Regions from separate parts of the Homo sapiens genome. Here region 2 is linked to region 1. A link is a loop called in an ENCODE intact Hi-C map of the cell type or tissue named here. Cell type or tissue: endothelial cell of umbilical vein. All regions are shown on one strand. Each heading gives the region's core, and the rest is flanking DNA. Links, peaks and the distances in the headings are about the cores only.

Region 1 (8,913 bases), core at 2,664-7,663:
GAAAAAGTCTAAAGTAACAACAGGAGTAAGTATGATACTGCTTTTTATTCATCTACTTTTGAAATTAATCCAGAACTGGCTGTTTGTTTTTAATAAATGGTGAAGGGCTAATTGGCTTACCATGCAGTGTTTTCCATTTGGTCTCCCACAGTATACTTCTCAGCTCTGTTTAGAAACTGGAAGGTTAGTTTGTTCAGTTTTTTATAACATAAAGCCATAATGTTGGTTTGGTTCTATCATAGGAAGCACGATAATGGGTGTTTAAACTACCAAATCCATCACCTGATCTGTCCATAAATCTCAAACCTGCATTTTATATAGTTTTTATAACACAAATTAAACAGTTTACCTTTTCTTACACTGTCTCCTATGGGTTTTCTTTCCCACAGAGAAACAATCTGTTTTCTATCTACAGGCTGTTTAAACAACTGCATCCAGCTGTCATGTGGCTATGTGAGGTTGGGCATAGGGAGATTCTATGTAAATGAGTGATCAGTTCTCTGATCCTTCTTCCCTGGCGTGGAAGCTGGGGAAAGCTCAGATGAGCTCCATAAGGCTGGAGTAGGACTTAGGAGCACAGCTCTACCATGGCTGTATATGTTGTGCCAAGGCATGAATACCAAACCATCCAAATGCCGAGGGGCAAACCTGGAGAAGTTAGTAAATGGGACTTTAGAGCAAGAAGGCCTATGTTACGTGAAGTTAAATAGATTTCTTTGCTACAAAAGTTATCATAGTATTTCATGTGCTAATATGAAATGTGACTCTCCTAGATGGAGATAGATTATGCTCTCTTTTCCAAATTTATTTGATCATTGACTCTTTGAATGTTTGTAAATATGTGGTAGAGTGGTTTTCTATTAATAATATCTTGCCAGGCCAGGCGTGAGCCATCACGTCTGTAATCCCAAGGCTTTGGGAGGCCGAGGCAGGAGGGTTGCTTAAGGCCAGGAGTCCCAGACAAGCCTGGGCGACATAGTGAGACCCTTTCTCTCCCCTCCCCCGCCAAAAAAAAAGGTCAGGCATGGTGGCGCATGCCTGTAGTCCCAACTACTCAGGAGGCTAATTTGGGAAGATCGCTTAAGCCCATGAGTTGGAGGCTGCAGTGAGCTATGACCACTTCTTTGCACTCCAGCCTGGGTAACAGAGCAAGACCCTGTCTCTAAAGAAAAAGAAAATAACAATATCATGCCAGACACTTGATCCATGGAACACAGTTTGAATGGAGAATGCTGCCGTAATAGAAATAAAATTTAAAACAAAAGTTCTGTTAACTGTGCAGTCATATTATTTTTGAATATGGAAAAGTGGATGTGTTTTGTAACACACAAAGCAAAAATAATGTAACTTAATTTGTTAAGGTCTGCGAAGTGATTAAGATGCATCAATAATCATATTAAAATGGAGATGGTTGGATTTGAGCCATTTTAGCAAATCTTAGATATTAGGGTGCTAAGATGGTGGCCAGAGTGGAAAGGACACCTTTTTGTCACCCTGGTCACCATGGTATGCTGTCAGTGCAAATAGAAACCCAAATCTAATTTCAAACAAAACCTAAGTAATAGCAGTGAGTTTCCATACAATTCTCTTTTTAAAGTCAAATTAAATCATTTCCTTGAAGTACCACAAATGTTATTTTCAATCCCCAAATTTTCCTTTTGTATTCAGTTCTCTCTCAGTAATAGCATTTTTTTCAGTACAAAGAAAATCTTATGTTTACATAAATGCACTGTCTAACGGTCCTGTTTACATCACTCACACCAATAGGTCTGGAGGTCCTTTTCCCGATGAGAGTTTACAAATGTCACAGCCTTCTTCTCTTCCCTCTGTTAACCTTTCAAGGACAAAATTCCTCTTAATTAAGAGTTTAACTTGTGAGGTGGTATGTTTCAGTTGTCTGAGTTAATGTCAGCCTTGGTAAGCTGAGACATCTGTTCAGAACACAGGTCACCCTCTCATCCAGCTAATTTATACTGCTAGAGATGGCTTCTACTTTTCTTTTCTAAGAAAGTCATAGTTGGCTGCAGGCAGACTTACCAGTTGAGAATATAATTTCATTAAGCCTGTCTCCACATTGCTTCCTTAGTATTTTGCAGGATGGAAGAAGGGGTAGCAGGCACAAATAGCTTCATATTAATGAACTGCCTTGAATAGGTTCTGGATTTGAGGGTCTATTTCCAGCCTCTAAAGAAGGCAAAAGGTCTGCTGCAACCCCAGTTTGATTTGAGGTGTGCTAGTAAGGGCCTCTACTCTTTCCAATGCTGGGCATAGTACCAGAATTTCCTCTGTTGGGGAATTTATTATACCTTTGAATCTTGTAGATTTCAGTTTCTCAAAAGATGTTTGCTAAAATGCAAATGCCCCAAGGAGAGGGGCATAATAAGGTTTTTTATCATCTAATAATTTAACTAATTTGAGTTTGACTTGCTTTGCAAATATGGCCCAAAGCAGGGGTGCATCCAGGTATTGTGGTACCTAATACTTAAACACTTTAGAGAAGGGATCTTTAAAAAAAGAATAAACATTGGCCAGGCGCGGTGGCTCACGCCTGTAATCCCAGCACTTTGGGAGGCTGAGGCAGGTGGATCATGAGGTCAGGAGAGCGAGACCATCCTGGCTAACACGGTGAAACCCCGCCTCTACCAAAAATACAAAAAATTATCCAGGCATGGTAGCAGGGGCCTGTAGTCCCAGCTACTCGGGAGGGTGAGGCAGGAGAATGGTGTGAACCCGGGAGGCGGAGCTTGCAGTGAGCCGAGATCGGGCCACTGTACCCCAGGCTGGGCGACGGAGCGAGACTCCGTCTCAAAAAAAATAAAAATAAAAAAAATAAACATTTACCAATAAAAAATTAGTGAAGATTCTTAGAAGGGACCTGGGCAAGTTGGGGGACCTAAAGCTTCATTAGTTTCATGGTAAGTCTGCCTGTGGGCTAGGGTAGTGATGAACAACCTTTAGGGTGCAGGGTGCATTAAATGTATGTGAGTGGTATGTTAAAAAATGTAGATTCTTGGGGCCCATGCTTCAAGATTCAGATTCAGTAGATCTGAGTTTGAGCCCTGGAACCTTGGAGCTTTTGTGGTCTGAGGTATCTACCTATATTTCACACTTTGAGAAACATGGTACAGCACAGAGAAGGCACCTGAGGGAAGGAGCAGGACCTTATTCTCCAGTGGATGGTTAAAGGTTTCAGTTATGCAAGATAAATAAATTCTGGAGATCTACTATACGGCATAGTGCCTGTAGCTGACAGTACTATATTGTATATTTAAAATTTGCTAAGAGGATAGATCTTAGTGATCTTACCAGAAGAAAACCTCCCCAAACAAATGAAAAACTCCACAGCACAATAATAATAAAGGAGCAGGGAGGAAACTTGGAGATAATGAATATTTTTATGGTCTTGATGGTGGTGATAGTTCCATGGGTATATATTTGTCCCCAAATTCATTGAGATGTAGACATTAAATATGTACAGCTTTTTATATGTCAATTCTACCTTGACAAAATGGTTAGAAAAATAGGAAGAAGAAGCCAGAGATAACTTTTAAAGAAGGCAATGGTCCTCATGGCTATGCGACTCTAGAGCCACATCCACAATCGCCATTCCTACTGCTTCTTCATGTCTTGTTCTTCTCTGCATGAAATATACACATTCTTTCACATGCCCACAAAATGAATATGTCACAAAATGCCTAAATTTAGTGAATTGACTTATTGCATCTATTTATTTTGCATATCCAGGACAATGCAAGAGAAAATGCAGGCTTTTTTCATAAAGAAGCATTTTCATTATTGAAAAGAGGACCTATATGTTATATGGTAGCCACATTTCTTGGAAAATTGCAAGAAGGACAGATGAGATCTTTGACATTAACCCTCTGCAAGGGTAGTCCTTTGCCCATATATAAAGGGGAGATGAATGTTTGGGCAGGAAGAGGGACAGAGGGGCAATGTGGCTGACTTGTGGTCCAAGATATACTCTTCCACTCTTGGGGGACTAAGATCAACAGAGAAATATTTCTGTTTAGCTGGTTTCATAGTAAGAACCACATATGATGAGAGACTGTAGTTACTATACTTTATTATCATATAATACTCTTATACACAAATATGAGCTGCATGCCAGAAAGTCTTTGTATTAGTCAAGATTCTCCAGAGAAACAGAGACAATAAGATTCTTTTCCTTAGGATATGTATGCATATAGAAAAATTTTTTTCTATATGCATACACATCCTATTAGGAAAAGAATTAACTCACATGATTATGGAGGATGGCAAGCCTAAAATTTAGAGTGTGGGCCAGCTGGATTGAGACCTAGGAGAGCTGATATTCCAGTTCCAGTAGGAAGGCTGGCAGCCTAGAGACCCAGGAAAGCTGATGGTGCACATAAAATCTGAAAGCAGTGTGCTGGATAATTCATTCTTGTTTGGGCAGGCCAGTCTTTTTGTTCTATTGAGGCCTTCAACGGATTGGAAGAGGCCCACCCACATTACAAGGATCAGTCTGCTTTATGCACAGTTCACTGATTTAAATGTTAACTTGATTCAGAAACACCTTCCAAGATGACACATACAATTAAACATCATAGTCATATAAGTCATGGTTTTCTCTATTTCATTGTGGAGGACACAATGTGTGGGGCAATGGGCCTCCTCTCAAGGCATCCACTGGAGCCAAGCACCTGCCATATGGAAACTTTCTATCATTGGCAGAGACCATCTGTTTTATTTTTGGGCATTCGGAAACCACCTAGCAAAAGAAGGTCCTAAACTCTTGAATGGTTTCTATTTCTGAGATTATATAATAAGCACTTGCATGCTTCCCATCACTCACAGTGCTGAGGGTGTCCATGAGACTATTTCCTAATTCCTACTTTTCCCCCAACCCAAGTATGATTTATCCTCCTTATCAATACAATGTCGCTTTATTTTCAGATTCGTCATTGTGCAGTTTATCACACTCCATGCTGTAATACAGGTAGTTCTGAATATGTTGTAGCCACCTGTCCTTCCTTCCCCCTCTCCCCACCACTAATTTATGAGCTACTTGAGAGCAGGTATTGTGGGTCACTTATCTTCATGTCCCTCATTACATCTAGCAATGAGCCTTGCTCACAGTAGGTGCTTAAACGGTATTGGTTGAAATTAGTTGGATTGCATTTGTGGGGCTCTAAAATAGTTCTGACCAGCGCTTACTTGAAGTAAATTGGAAAATAGTTTTCTCATAAACTATAGCCTGACAACCAGAGCCCTAGCATTTCAAATCTTGATCCTTGTGTTCCTGTAGCTCCTCCTAGTGGGAAGGTTGCAAAATTTCTTGGCTGCAGGATTACTGCAGCCGAGTTATTACTGCTAGAAACAACAGGAACCACCACCAAACGAAACATAAACCCTTTGTAGGAAATATATATAGTTTAAATTTTTACCTTTTTTAAGGTTTATAGCTGGGCCCAAAGTTTCTAAAAGGTCTATTCAGCCTCTGTGAGAAGCAACTGGGGTTATTTTCGGAGATGTAACCCATGGGTATTGATATACACCACGGCATTCCTTGGTAGCCAAGCATAGGGCTAAGATGAGAACTATTTGGCTACTTCTTAATATTTAAGTGGATGAGCAGCAAACATCTTTCTCCGTCTTCCTGAGCTCCATTCTGCAATTGCAGTGCAGCAGGACGACAGTGCATTTACTGTGGCATGCTGTTGGCCCCATGCACTTCCCCCTTTCCCCCATAGATCTCGGCAGTGCCTTCTGCTTTGGTCCTGACAGGTAGGTCAGTTGGTTTCAGTCTGCCTGGCTGATTTATGCTGCTTTAGGATCCCTTAAGCCTATGCTTCTGGTAGCCTGTACTTCAGATAAAAGTGTTTTTGATTTTTGCATTTCTCTATAGAAACCATAGCCTCTTTTCTTTAATCCCAATGTTTTCAGGGGATGTCTGGGCATTATGTATGCATGTTTAATGATTCATACTCCTAGGATTTTGAGTTTGTTTTTAACTGAACTGTATCTGTTCTCTTATAGAATTTTAGAAGTATTAAAAATAATGTAATAAGCCTTTGCAATGTCTGTTTTTAGGAGGTTGATTGCAGTAATTTTTTTAAACCAACTGATGCACAGTATACAGTACATTCCCCAAATCTGTTGTATATAGGGTAAAAAAATCTTCAAATGGAAAAATCTTCCTTCTTTGCTGTGAGCAAAATAATTAACTATTTGACCACTGATCCATACCAGTGAATGTGATGCCCCTTAGCTTTTCTGAGGTTATGCATAACTCTTGTCTATCCAGCTTCATAAACTGTGGAGTAGGCTTTCTGGAGACAAAGATCTGAGAGTGAACATTATAACATGAATCAGCCCTAGCTACAAATTTGATGTAGTGTTTGCTGGAATTGACAGCAAAAGACAACATTAATCCACATACTAGTGCAGCAGTGGTTTCATTTCATCCCTCTGCAACTACGTGACTTGGAATATATTTGTGTTTTCATTTTATTTCAGTGCCTTTGAGCATACAGTATGGTACCTTTTTTGAGCCATGACATAGGTTTGAAGCAATACAGTTTATACCTGTGCAGTACTCCTCATTAGAGAAGTGTTTCTCGGTTAAGATTGTTGTCTCTCTACCTGGAAACATAAAACATAAAGTCATACTGTAAGGATAAAGACTATCAATGTATGGTTGGCTCAGTTAACTGGAACCTCATGTTCACTCTTCTAGGTATATTCTGCTTTGTCAGAATCTCTTATGTGATCTTGGACAAGGTATATGATTTCATTTTCTACTCTTAGATTAATTATGTGGGATTTGATTGTATGTTGCTATATTTACCCTGGAGTTAAATATGTGTTCTCCTCTTCATTTAATCTAGTGATTTCACATTTGATTACCAAGAGATAATTAGAGATGGAAGTTCTGTGGTTGCTGGGAAACCAATCAACGATTTAAAAAATTTTGTTACAGATTATTATACCCACATATTTATTGGCAGAAGATAATAATTTAATAATTTAATTGGCAGAAGAAAAACTAGAAGTGGCATTTTTTTCAGGGAAAAAATCCTCAAATTGGCTAAATCTCTTCTATCACAAAGCTTTTTTAAGAATAATGGGGGAGTGAGGGAAACTTATAAACCACTGATTTCTTTACTCTTCTCTAGACACATATTTTTAACCCCAAGGCTCATCTGCAATTGATACCTGATATTTTTCTTATATACACACTTTTCAGTGTGTTGACAACAGTTTTAACAAAAAGTACATGTAAGTATATGTGCTATTATTAGTTTGTGTTAATGACTAAGCTACAATCACGCCCTGAACATTTTGTCAAGTTGTGTTTGAGGGGTCACTGGGTTCTCTCGTATGTTGAGAAGCTTTCTGGCCCAACTTAATTAGTACTTTTCAGAGAAAACAAGCCTGTTGGCCTGGATACTTACTCCATCTTTGGACAAGTGGAAGATTAGGGTCTTTGTCTAATTAACAGTTATCTACAGCACATAGCCTATAGGTGATAGCGTAAATTGCATGCTGAAAAATGCTACCTGAAAACAATGATCTAATATGGAATGACAGAGAGAGGGTCTTGGTACTTATCTCTATGAGTGTCTTTGGGGGCAAGGACAACTCCCTTTAATGCAGACTTTAAGGAGTTATGATTTCTCTGGGAGGAGTTGGGACAGGCCTAGGTTACTGCAGGTGATGGGGAGTATCTTACTACTTGCTGGATAAATACTTCTGTTTATCTCAGTCACAACCCTCAAATTTCCGTGGAGCAAGGAATTATCTTTAGAAAAGTATCCTAACTAGATCTTGCCTCTTTCTGGAAATCTCTTCCCAAAATAATTGCTTGACTTTCTCCTCACCTCCATCAGATGTTTCTTCACATGTCACCTTTACATTGAGGCCTTGTATACCATCCTATTTGAAATTTCAACCTGCCCCCCCCGCCCTCCCCCACACAAACAGACACACACACACACACACACACACACTTCATATCTCCTTCCCTGCTTTATTTTTTCTTTTTAGCATGCATTACTATGTAAAATATAAAATATTTTATTTTTTCTAAACTTGGTTATTGCTTGTATCCCCAACTAGAATGTAAGTTCCATGAAGGCAGGAATTTTTGTCTGTCATGTTCATTGTTGTAGTCCTGGTGCCTTGAATAGTCCCCTGGCATATTTAACAATGAAAAAATTGTTGAATGTATGAGTGAGGAAAAGGAAGGACAAAAAGGAAGGAAGAGGCACTCGGAAAGGCATTGATTCCAGACTCCAGAAGCTCTTTTCACTTTCAAAGTTAGGGCCAAAATGCTTCAGCCTTTTTTTCATTAAGGTAGAAATAATTTAGGGAATGCTATGCCTTCTCATTAATGGAGAGGACTGCAATCAAATAGAGCTATCTACTGTTAAATAGAGGGGGCTTCAATCAGTTGGGTTAGTGAAGAAGGAGAAAAGATATAATAAATCAGGCAGTGATGCCAAAGAGCATATTGGTCAGGGATGTTTTATATCTTGTTAAGTGAGGTAGAAGTGGGGATGTGGAGAAGAGATAGCATGACAATGAGGAAGGAGAGGGTGACAGAAGAGGAAGAGGTATAAAATATACAACTAAATCAATTTGGTTATAAGAACAAGTTTTTTCAGAGAAATTTATTTTCTTGCTTTTGACCATGTGTCATTTAATGATGGAGTTATGTATGCCCTGAGAAGTGCATTGTTAGGTGATTTTGTTGTGGTGCAAACAGTGTACTTACACAAACTTAGATGGTATAGTCTACTACACACTTAGGCTAGATATAGCCTAGTGTGCATAGTTGTATAGTGTGTATATCTATACCTAGATATAGGTGTAGTTTATTGCTCCTAGGCTGCAAACCTGTACAGCATGTTACTATACTGAACAATG
Region 2 (8,913 bases), core at 2,420-7,419, 58 kb before region 1:
TGAGTCGCTCAAACTGTCTGAGAAATCACCAGACACCCTGAGTCAGTTTGAAGAATTTGATAATATGCCCTTAGAGATGGAGAACAGGATACATATGCCAAAAATAGATCTGATGAGTGAGTGCAGCAGAATTCCTAGTATGACAAAATCAGGAAGCTGGAATTTGTTGAGCTGAAAACCATAACAGGAAAGCAAAAGACAATGATAATGTTTGATTCTTAAAGTGGATGCCATTAAATAAACATACTAAGATGCCAGAAGTTTAAAACGATGCTATTTTCCTCTCCTTACTCTTTATTTTTATATACCATGTTGCCTGTTAAATGATCACTTCTAAGAACTACATTCTGAAAATATATTCTGTTGACTAATCATATACTTCATATTTACCTAATTGGTAAGGACAAAAAAAATGAAAATGAAAAAAAGACATCAGCTGAGGAGCAAAAGGGAAAAGGGAAAAAGACAACTTCAAAGTAATTATTTGTGATATTTTTGTTTAGGCCTGAAAAAAATGGCATCCAGCATGCTGCTACTGACATATGGTTCCCTCTGTGACCCTCAGAGCCAAACAGTATGAATAATCCAAAGCTTGCCGGAATCCAAGACTTTTATATTAAAGTCATTCTTTTTTTTTCCTTCAGCATTGTGTAGCTGCTTTGCTGAACAACAATGGAAATACATTTCCTGCCTCTCTTTTTTCTTTTTCATTTCATTTTTTTTTAATTCAAGAGCAAGCTTTAGAGTTTAGCTAAAATGCCTCCATCAAATAAAGTGGGACAGCAGTACTTAGGACTATTTTTCTGTTTTTATTCATGACCTGAGTCATAGAAGAATGCTAGCTTTGAAGTCTGAAATTTTTTTTTTTTATGTTTGGAAGATACCACATGTGTCTTTTACATAGTCTAGTAAAGATGCTTGATTTTGTTTTTTTATATGCCCTCTGTTATTGACGATCCAAGCAGTAAAACATATACAATAAAATTGTGCTTTTTATGAATTTGATTGATCTCTTTTGTATTCTAAAGAATAACCTGGCAAAGCATTATGTTTTTGATTTAGGTCTTCATAAGTCATCTACATAGAGGATACTAAATAGGAAGAGGTGATAGTGACATTTGCATGTTAGGAGTTCAGGTTCTACTTTAATTGCTGTGGGATTACATTTCAATTTTTTTTCCATGATATTTTCTCTGCAACGACAACCAGGTAGTAGTCTTCCTGCCTTAGTCTTCATTAAACTCCCATCACCCTCCACATCACTACCAGATACATCTTCTAATTCATTAAACGAATATCACTCTCCTCCTCAAAAGCCTTTGGTGTCTCCCCATTGTCTGCCAACTCTCTCTTTAATCTAGCATTCAAAGCCCTCCATGATTTGGCTGCAGTTCATCATTTGAGTTTCACCTGTCCCTAACAACTCCCTTGCTAGTACTTATGTTTCAGCTAAACACACACACATTTAATATACCCCTCATCCCATCCCCTCCTCACCCCCACACAGGTGCTCCTATCTGTCCTTTTCCACTGCCATTGCTTTTATAATACTCTCTACCAGGACCATCCAACCTCTTATTTTTACCTATGTTTTGAGGCAGAACTCCTACACGTATTTTGAGGCCCAGTTTAAATGCAACAAGTTTCAAGTCTTACTCGTCCCATTTATAATAGTTTTTGTATCTTATTTCCCCTCATCATTATCTTTCCTCTGGTTATTTTCCCTCACAACTCCTTAATTGCGGGAACTTACCATAGCACAGCAGCAGCCTTCCTTGTGCATGACAGTTGCCAATAATCCTTTGTTGAACAATGGGAATGAGACCTAATGTCCACCCCCATATCTCTGAACTTTTCTATCTTAATTATATTTAAATGTGCACGCTATTCTGGTTATTGGAACTAGCATCCTAGCAACCTTTCTTTCCATAAACGAGGGAACTTTGTGATTTATAGAGATGCTGTTGTTCATAATCAGATATGTAACGTTTATTATGTATGGAAATAACACAAATTCATTAATGGAAAACAATAGTTTGGAAGAGTTAAGTATCTGAATCAATATTTAAAGCTGCCATAGCACAGCAGGACTTAGTCCCCTCAGACATTTGAATGAATGACCGAGCCATCAATTTAACCTGTTGAGTATGTGACTGAACAGACAAAACCTTAGATGTGTCAATATAACCACACTGGCTGACCTGAAATAAGAGTCTCTTTAGCTTCAAGCAGAATTTGCAAAACTCCCAGAATTCAAGCCTCAGGTGCCAACAACACTCAAAATAATCTTTACAATTTTCTGAGACTTTAGCTATGTTCCGCTAATAAAAGGTATTATTTAGTATTTCTTGTCTCATCATTTAAAAGCCAATGTCCTGGCTACATGTATAAAGGCTTGAGAGATTCCCTTCCTGTTTATTTGGTGAGTTAAGTTGGCAGGCAACCACTAGAGAGACACTGATGTCTGTTAGTGCCACAGGTGTGAGTTTTGTAATCTCTCTTTCTGGAAAATGTCCAGGATGTTACTGTTTTGAAGGCTGGCTTCCCCTTAAAAAAAAAAAAGTAAATGTATCCTGTGCACTATTGTCACTTAGAGCTGTGGAGCAGCAATGACTAAAAGCCTCTTGAGAAATAAACACAAGTGACAAAAGATTAATTCTTTTGGCATTCTTATGGAAAAACCATGATCCTTTCCAAAGAGAAAACTCCTTGAAGTCCGTGTGGGTTCATTAGAAGTCCCTCTCTGGGAAAACTAAAGAGCAGGCAAATGATCAGTTTGTGTGTCTGACAGTGACATCTGTCACCCATTGACCTCAGATGTGACACTATTGATTTGGCTGCCTTCCTTCTTCATGGCTCCATGCATGTCCCTCTAAAACTGTGCTAAATCATTGGAAATTTTAAAAACCACTCCTTGTCTCCAATGACTTTGATTGAAGAGCTGCAAACTAGGTATGAAGAAATTCAAACACATTAGGTTTCTAGGCAGTTTGGTTGGGGGCGGGGGTGGTGGCTAAAGAGCTAGAATATTGTTCTAGAAATCTGGATAATGGTAAGTACCTTGTAAAATGAATGACCCATTGTTCCTTCACTGAAGGTTCACATTCTTGTACAGTCTTACTGAACTTGTGCACTAGTTAGCTGTCCCACTAAGAGTTTGTCACTAAACAAAACAAGCATACAAGTCAATGCTGTGGACCATGAACTTGCTTTTCCTACAGTATTTTGCTCACATGGATGGGTCAAAATTGGGAAACATGGCTTAACCAAATTCAAAGCCTTTTTGATATAGGACTTCTCAAAACCTTCATTCTGTTCCCATGTGTTTTGTGCATCTCTAAGAGGAAACTGGAATGTAAGGTTGACCATGAGACCTGTTCCTCCTGCTCACCCAGAGGAATTAACTCTTCCCTTTCATGAATGGGTATAGACTGAATACCTGTTAACAACAAAATCTGTCAGCAGCATCACTATTGAAGAAGACATAGTGAACCGGCTTTGTTTTCTTCAGTGGATGGAACTCATTCCACTCTGTAACATTTTGTTCTTGGCTTAACAAGCAACAGTGCAAGTGGCATAACCCTGCATATTTTTTGTTTTAGGTCACTCTGAGAAGTTGGTTTACTTATATTTAGATAATTAGTACAAAGCAACACTGCATTTATGGAACATTCTTTAGTTTCCTTTTAGAGTCTTCACACAACTAGGATTAAAGAGGACTAAAATTATATTACTTCTGGAAGGAAAGCTGGATCTCTACTAGTTTGGTAGGCATGAAAACTAGAGAGACTTTCACTCTCCATGGAGCAGTGATATGAAGTCTGATGCAAATGGCTCCTTTCTGGATTATTCATTCATTTGATAAATATTTATTGAATGCTTACTATATTCCTAGTGGTCTTTTAGGTGTTTGGATTAGAGTTACTTAAAAAAGAACTTCCAACCTTGTGGAGCTTACATTCTATGGGGGAAGAAAACAAGCAAGCAAATACATTTATGAAAAAAATTATATATTTACAGATCAGATAATTGATATGAGGGAACTAAAACAAGGTGATAAGCTGGAATGGGGGGTTCTTTTTATAAAAAGTGTGATTTATAATTAAAGTTTCTAATCTCAAATATGTTTTCGCCATAATGAATTTCTGTGGTAATAAAATGTAATACCTCTTCTTGTTTTTCTTCATAAATATACATACTTATAAAGAAGAGGTGATTGTTGAAAGAGGAGGTGAGCCAGCCATGTGAAGATCTAAGAGAGCAGATTTCCAAGTGTAAATTTTAGAAATTATAGGAACTGTGAGGTAGAGTCTTTAGCTGGTTTTAAGAACAGAAAAAAGCCATTGTGGCTGGAACATAGTGAGGAAGGGAACAAATAGTGCGATTTACTAGATCGGTGGTTCTCGAAGTGTGGTCAGGTATGTTGGTAGTCATACACAGGCTAGCAAGCTGTACTGTTGAGTCAAGGAATAAGAGATGGTGTCGTCCTCGGGCACCCAATTTATGCAGGTCCTGATAGTTCTCTGACTATGAGAAATCAGGGAGATTTTATTTAGCGCAGTAGTTCTCAAAGTATGATTCCTGGGCCACCAATATCAACAACACTTGGAAACTTGTTGGAAATGCAAATTTTCTACCCCATCCCAGACCTACTAAATCAGTAGGACTGAGACCAGCAACCTTTGTTGTAACAAGCCATTCGGGTGATTCTGGTGTTAGATAGAGTTAGTGATTCATCTTGCTGGAAAATAACTGGGGGTGTGAGTGTGGAGTAAAATAGTGTCACTTTAGGAGGAAGTGTCTTCTTTGTTTAAAAGCCTTATTATTCTATTTGTGTTCTTGAACCCATCTGCTACTGGAAAGTACCTAGCTTCATTAATTCATTAACTCTTCCTGCATGTATTAGGAATAAACAGATGATGCTCTTAGGGTTGTACATAGATAATTTCAGTTAATCCTTATAATAACCCTGTGGGATAGGTACTGTTATTATTCCCATTTTATAGAAAAGGAAATGAGGGTACAGAAAAGAAATTTGACCCTGGTCACAAAGGTAATAAGAGGAAGTCTGGTTCCAGAAGCACATTAATAAGTACTTTTCTACAGTGCCTCTCACATATCTGGGATCAGCTGGGGTGATTTGATCTAAGATAACATTGTTCAAACAATTGCCTTTGCTTTTGACTTTGACTTCAAGTCTCTGAATGGTGCTCATAGAGGTCACCTAGTGACTATTCTAGTCTAAAACCCTGAGAGGTAAAACAGCTTGCCTAAGATTATAGAGCCAGTTAGTGTCAGAGCCATGACTTAAAACCCAGGTCCCTAACTTTCAACTCAGTGTTAACACGTTTCCATTGAAAACAAAACTGTGGATGTGACATACTGAAAACAACAAAGCCAGGCCACATATCCAGCAGCTCATGTATTTACCAGTCTTCCTTTATCTTGCTATTGTTAGCACAATGAGTTCTTTTCCTGATTCTGGTGCCCATGAAGGGCCAGAGGACAGGGCCCCCTAGGGAGAATACTGCCATAGCTGGCAATAAGAGCAAACACTAGTCTTGCACATGGAATTTGAGTCTAGGGTGCCAGAAGGGAACATTAGGTTCTATTAGTAGTATCTTTCATTGTCAAACGCATGAAGACAACAATGCATCAAAAAAAAGTAACTTTTCACCGGGTTCTTTTTTATGTTTCCTAGATTTTCTCTTTGTTTGCTTGCATGGTTTTGTTTTTAACTGCTTTTCTCATTTTATCTGCAGTGAAATTTTACCAAGGGAATGTACAGAAGTTGACATTCTGATCACTTCTTGGCCTTTTGGCTAACATCAAGTGCAGAAGTTAACATTCTGTAGAGCCTTAAAATAGCCACCCCTGTACGTTTAAGGCTTAATCACAAAACCTCAGCAATATTAAACATAAAATCTCCATTTCGGCATATGAATCTGAAATGAACTAGCTTTTCTGTCTCTATCTTCTGTTTTACATTTACAAAAGTGTGATGTATAATTTAAGTTTTAATCTCAAATGTGTTTGCTCTAGAATAAAATTCTGTAATAATAAAATGTTCTATCTCAGCTTGATTTCCTCTAGAAATATACTAACTATTCTTGTCATTTTCCCATTAATACAGTCAGCAAATAAAATAAAGTATTAATTCTGATTTAAAATCTAGTTCTGACTAGCATAATATTGTTTCATTAGAGTCATTCAAGATGCTTTTTGGGGACCCTATTAGGGGATTAATAAGAAGTTGTGATGAAAAGTCACATATTGTATATTAGATGTAATTATACAATGCATCTCTATTTATTATCAGTCTCCCAAACAACTTCTATTTAAAGAAAAGGGAAGTGTTGATTATTCCTGGGCAAGATGGCTGAATAGGAGCAGCTCCAGTCTGCAGCTTCCAACGAGACCAACGCAAAAGGTCAGTGATTTGTGCATTTCCAACTAAGGTACCCGGTTCATCTCACTGAGACTGGTTAGATAGTGGGTGCAGCCCCCAGAGGGTGAGCAGAAGCAGGGTGGAGTGTCGCCTCACCTGGGAAGCGCAAGGGGTCGGGGAACTTCCTTTCCTAGCCAAGGGAAGCCATGAGGGACCATGCTGTGAGGGATGGTGCTATCCAGCTCAGACACTGTGCTTTTCCCATGGTCTTCGCAATCCGCAGACCAGGAGATTCCCTCAGGTGCCTACACCACCAAGGCCCTGGGTTTCAAGCACAAAACTGGGCGGCCATTTGGGCAGACACTGAGCTAACTGGAGGAGCTTTTTTCTTGTCCTAGTGGCACCTGGAACGCCAGTGAGACAGAACCGTTCACTCCCCTGGAAGGGGGGCTGAAGCCAGGGAGCCAAGTGGTCTTGCTCAGCAGATCCCACCCCCAAAGAGCCCAGCAAGCTAAGATCCACTGGCTTGAAATTCTTGCTGCCAGCACAGTCAGACTTCACAGTCTGAAGTCAACCTGAGATGCTCGAGCTTGGTGGGGGGAGGGGTGCCCGAGCTTGGTGGGGGAAGGGGCGCCCGCCATTACTGAGGCTTGAGTAGTCGGTTTTCCTCACACAGTGTAAACAAAGCCGCCTGGAAGTTCGGACCCACCGCAGCTCAGCAAAGCCGCTATAGCCAGACTGCCTCTCTAGATTCCTCCTCTCTGGGCAGGACATCTCTGAAAGAAAGGCAGCAGCCCCAGTCAGGGGCTTATAGCTAAAAGTCCCATCTCTCTGGGACGGAGCACCTGGGGGAATGGGGAGCTGTGGGCGCCCTTAAGCGTTCCTGCCTGCTGGCTCTGAAGAGAGCAGTGGATCTCCCAGCACAGTGCTAGAGCTCTGCTAAGGGTCAGACTGCCTCCTCAAGTGGGTCCCTGAACCCCGTGCCTCCCGAAAAGGAGACACCTCCCAGCAGGGGTGGACAGACACGTCATACAGGAAAGCACTGGCTGGCATCTGGCAGGTGCCCCTCTGGGACGAAGCTTCCAGAGGAAGGAACAGACAGCAATCTTTGCTGTTCTGCAGCCTCCACTGGTGATACCCAGGCAAACAGGGTCTGGAGTGGAACCCCAGCAAACTCCAGCAGACCTACAGAAGAGGGGCCTGACAGAAGGAAAACTAACAAAAAGAAAGCAATAGCATCAACATTAACAAAAAGGATGACCATGCAAAAACTCCATCCAAAGGTCACCAACAGCAAAGACCAAAGGTAGATAAATCCATGGAGATGAGGAAAAACCAGCACAAAAAGGCTGAAAATTCCAAAAACCAGAATGCCTCTTCTCCTCCAGAGGATCACAACACCTGGCCAGCAAGGGAACAAAACTGGATGGAGAATAAGTTTGATGAATTGACAGAAGTAGGCTTCAGAAGGTGGGAAATAACAAACTTCTCCAAGCTAAAGGAGCATGTTATAACCCAATGCAAGGAAGCTAAGAACCTTGATAAAAGGTTAGAGGAATTGCTAACTAGAATAACTAGTTTAGAAAAGAACATAAATGACCTGATGGAACTGAAAAACACAGCACGAGAACTTCGTGAAGCATACGCAAGTATCAATAGCCGAATCAATCAAGCAGAACAAAGGATATCAGAGATTGAAGATCAACTTAATGAAATAAAGCATGAAGACAAGATTAGAGAAAAAAGAATAAAAAGGAACGAACCAAGCCTCCAAGAAATATGGGACTATATGAAAAGACCAAACCTACGTTTGATTGGTGTACCTGAAAGTGATGGGGAGAAAGGAACCAAGTTGGAAAACACACTTCAGGATGTAATCCAGGAGAACTTCCCGAACCTAGCAAGAGAGGCCAACATTCAAATTCAGGAAATACAGAGAACACCACAAAGATACTCCTTAGAAGAGCAACCCCAAGGCACATAATTGTCAGATTCACCAAGGTTGAAATGAAGGAAAAACTGTTAAGGGCAGCCAGAGAGAAAGGTCGGGTTACCCACAAAGGGAAGCCCATCAGACTAACAGCTGATCTCTCTGCAGAAACCCTACAAGCCAGAAGAGAGTGATGGTCAATATTCAACATTCTTAAAGAAAAGAATTTTCAACCCAAATTTCATATCCAGCCAAACTAAGCTTCATAAGTGAAGGAGAAATAAAATCCTTTACAGACAAGCAAATGCTGAGGGATTTTGTCACCACCAGGCCTGCCTTACAAGAATTCCTGAAGGAAGCATTAAATATGGAAAGGAAAAACCGGTACCAGCCACTGCAAAAACAACCCAAAATGTAAAGACCATCGACTATGGTCAATGAAGAAACTGCATCAACTAATGGGAAACAAGAAGAGCTAACTATCCTAAATATTTTTCCTAAATATATACCCAGGTTCATAAAGCAAGTTCTTAGAGACCTACGAAGAGACTCCTACACAATAAAAGTGGGAGACTTTCACACCCCACTGTCAATA

The links. Hi-C counts contacts between places; a loop is a spot of excess contacts. Peaks named below come from ENCODE experiments on the same cell type or tissue, not always from the same donor. Only the 100,000 strongest peaks of a DNase experiment are listed, where the experiment ranks them.
Region 2: it touches region 1 in a loop (3-fold over the local background); 2 of 110 quality-filtered maps call a loop at or near these places.

What each region holds. Positions count from the first base shown.
Region 1 is chrX:96,369,334-96,378,246 of GRCh38, reverse strand. The region is part of intron 1 of LOC105373294 (a long non-coding RNA gene); the gene reads left to right. Among named protein-coding and RNA genes, the nearest start is that of DIAPH2, 310 kb to the left of the region's middle. In endothelial cell of umbilical vein, for the core only: a CTCF peak has its summit at 5,292 (motif pointing left); no DNase peak of the experiment used is centred there.
Region 2 is chrX:96,427,500-96,436,412 of GRCh38, reverse strand. It overlaps LOC107985714 (a long non-coding RNA gene), which reads left to right. Exons shown (of 3, transcript XR_001755917.2): 3 at 6,320-8,142. Among named protein-coding and RNA genes, the nearest start is that of DIAPH2, 250 kb to the left of the region's middle. In endothelial cell of umbilical vein, for the core only: no CTCF peak of the experiment used is centred there; a DNase peak (open chromatin) is centred at 5,322; H3K27ac peaks cover 3,017 bases.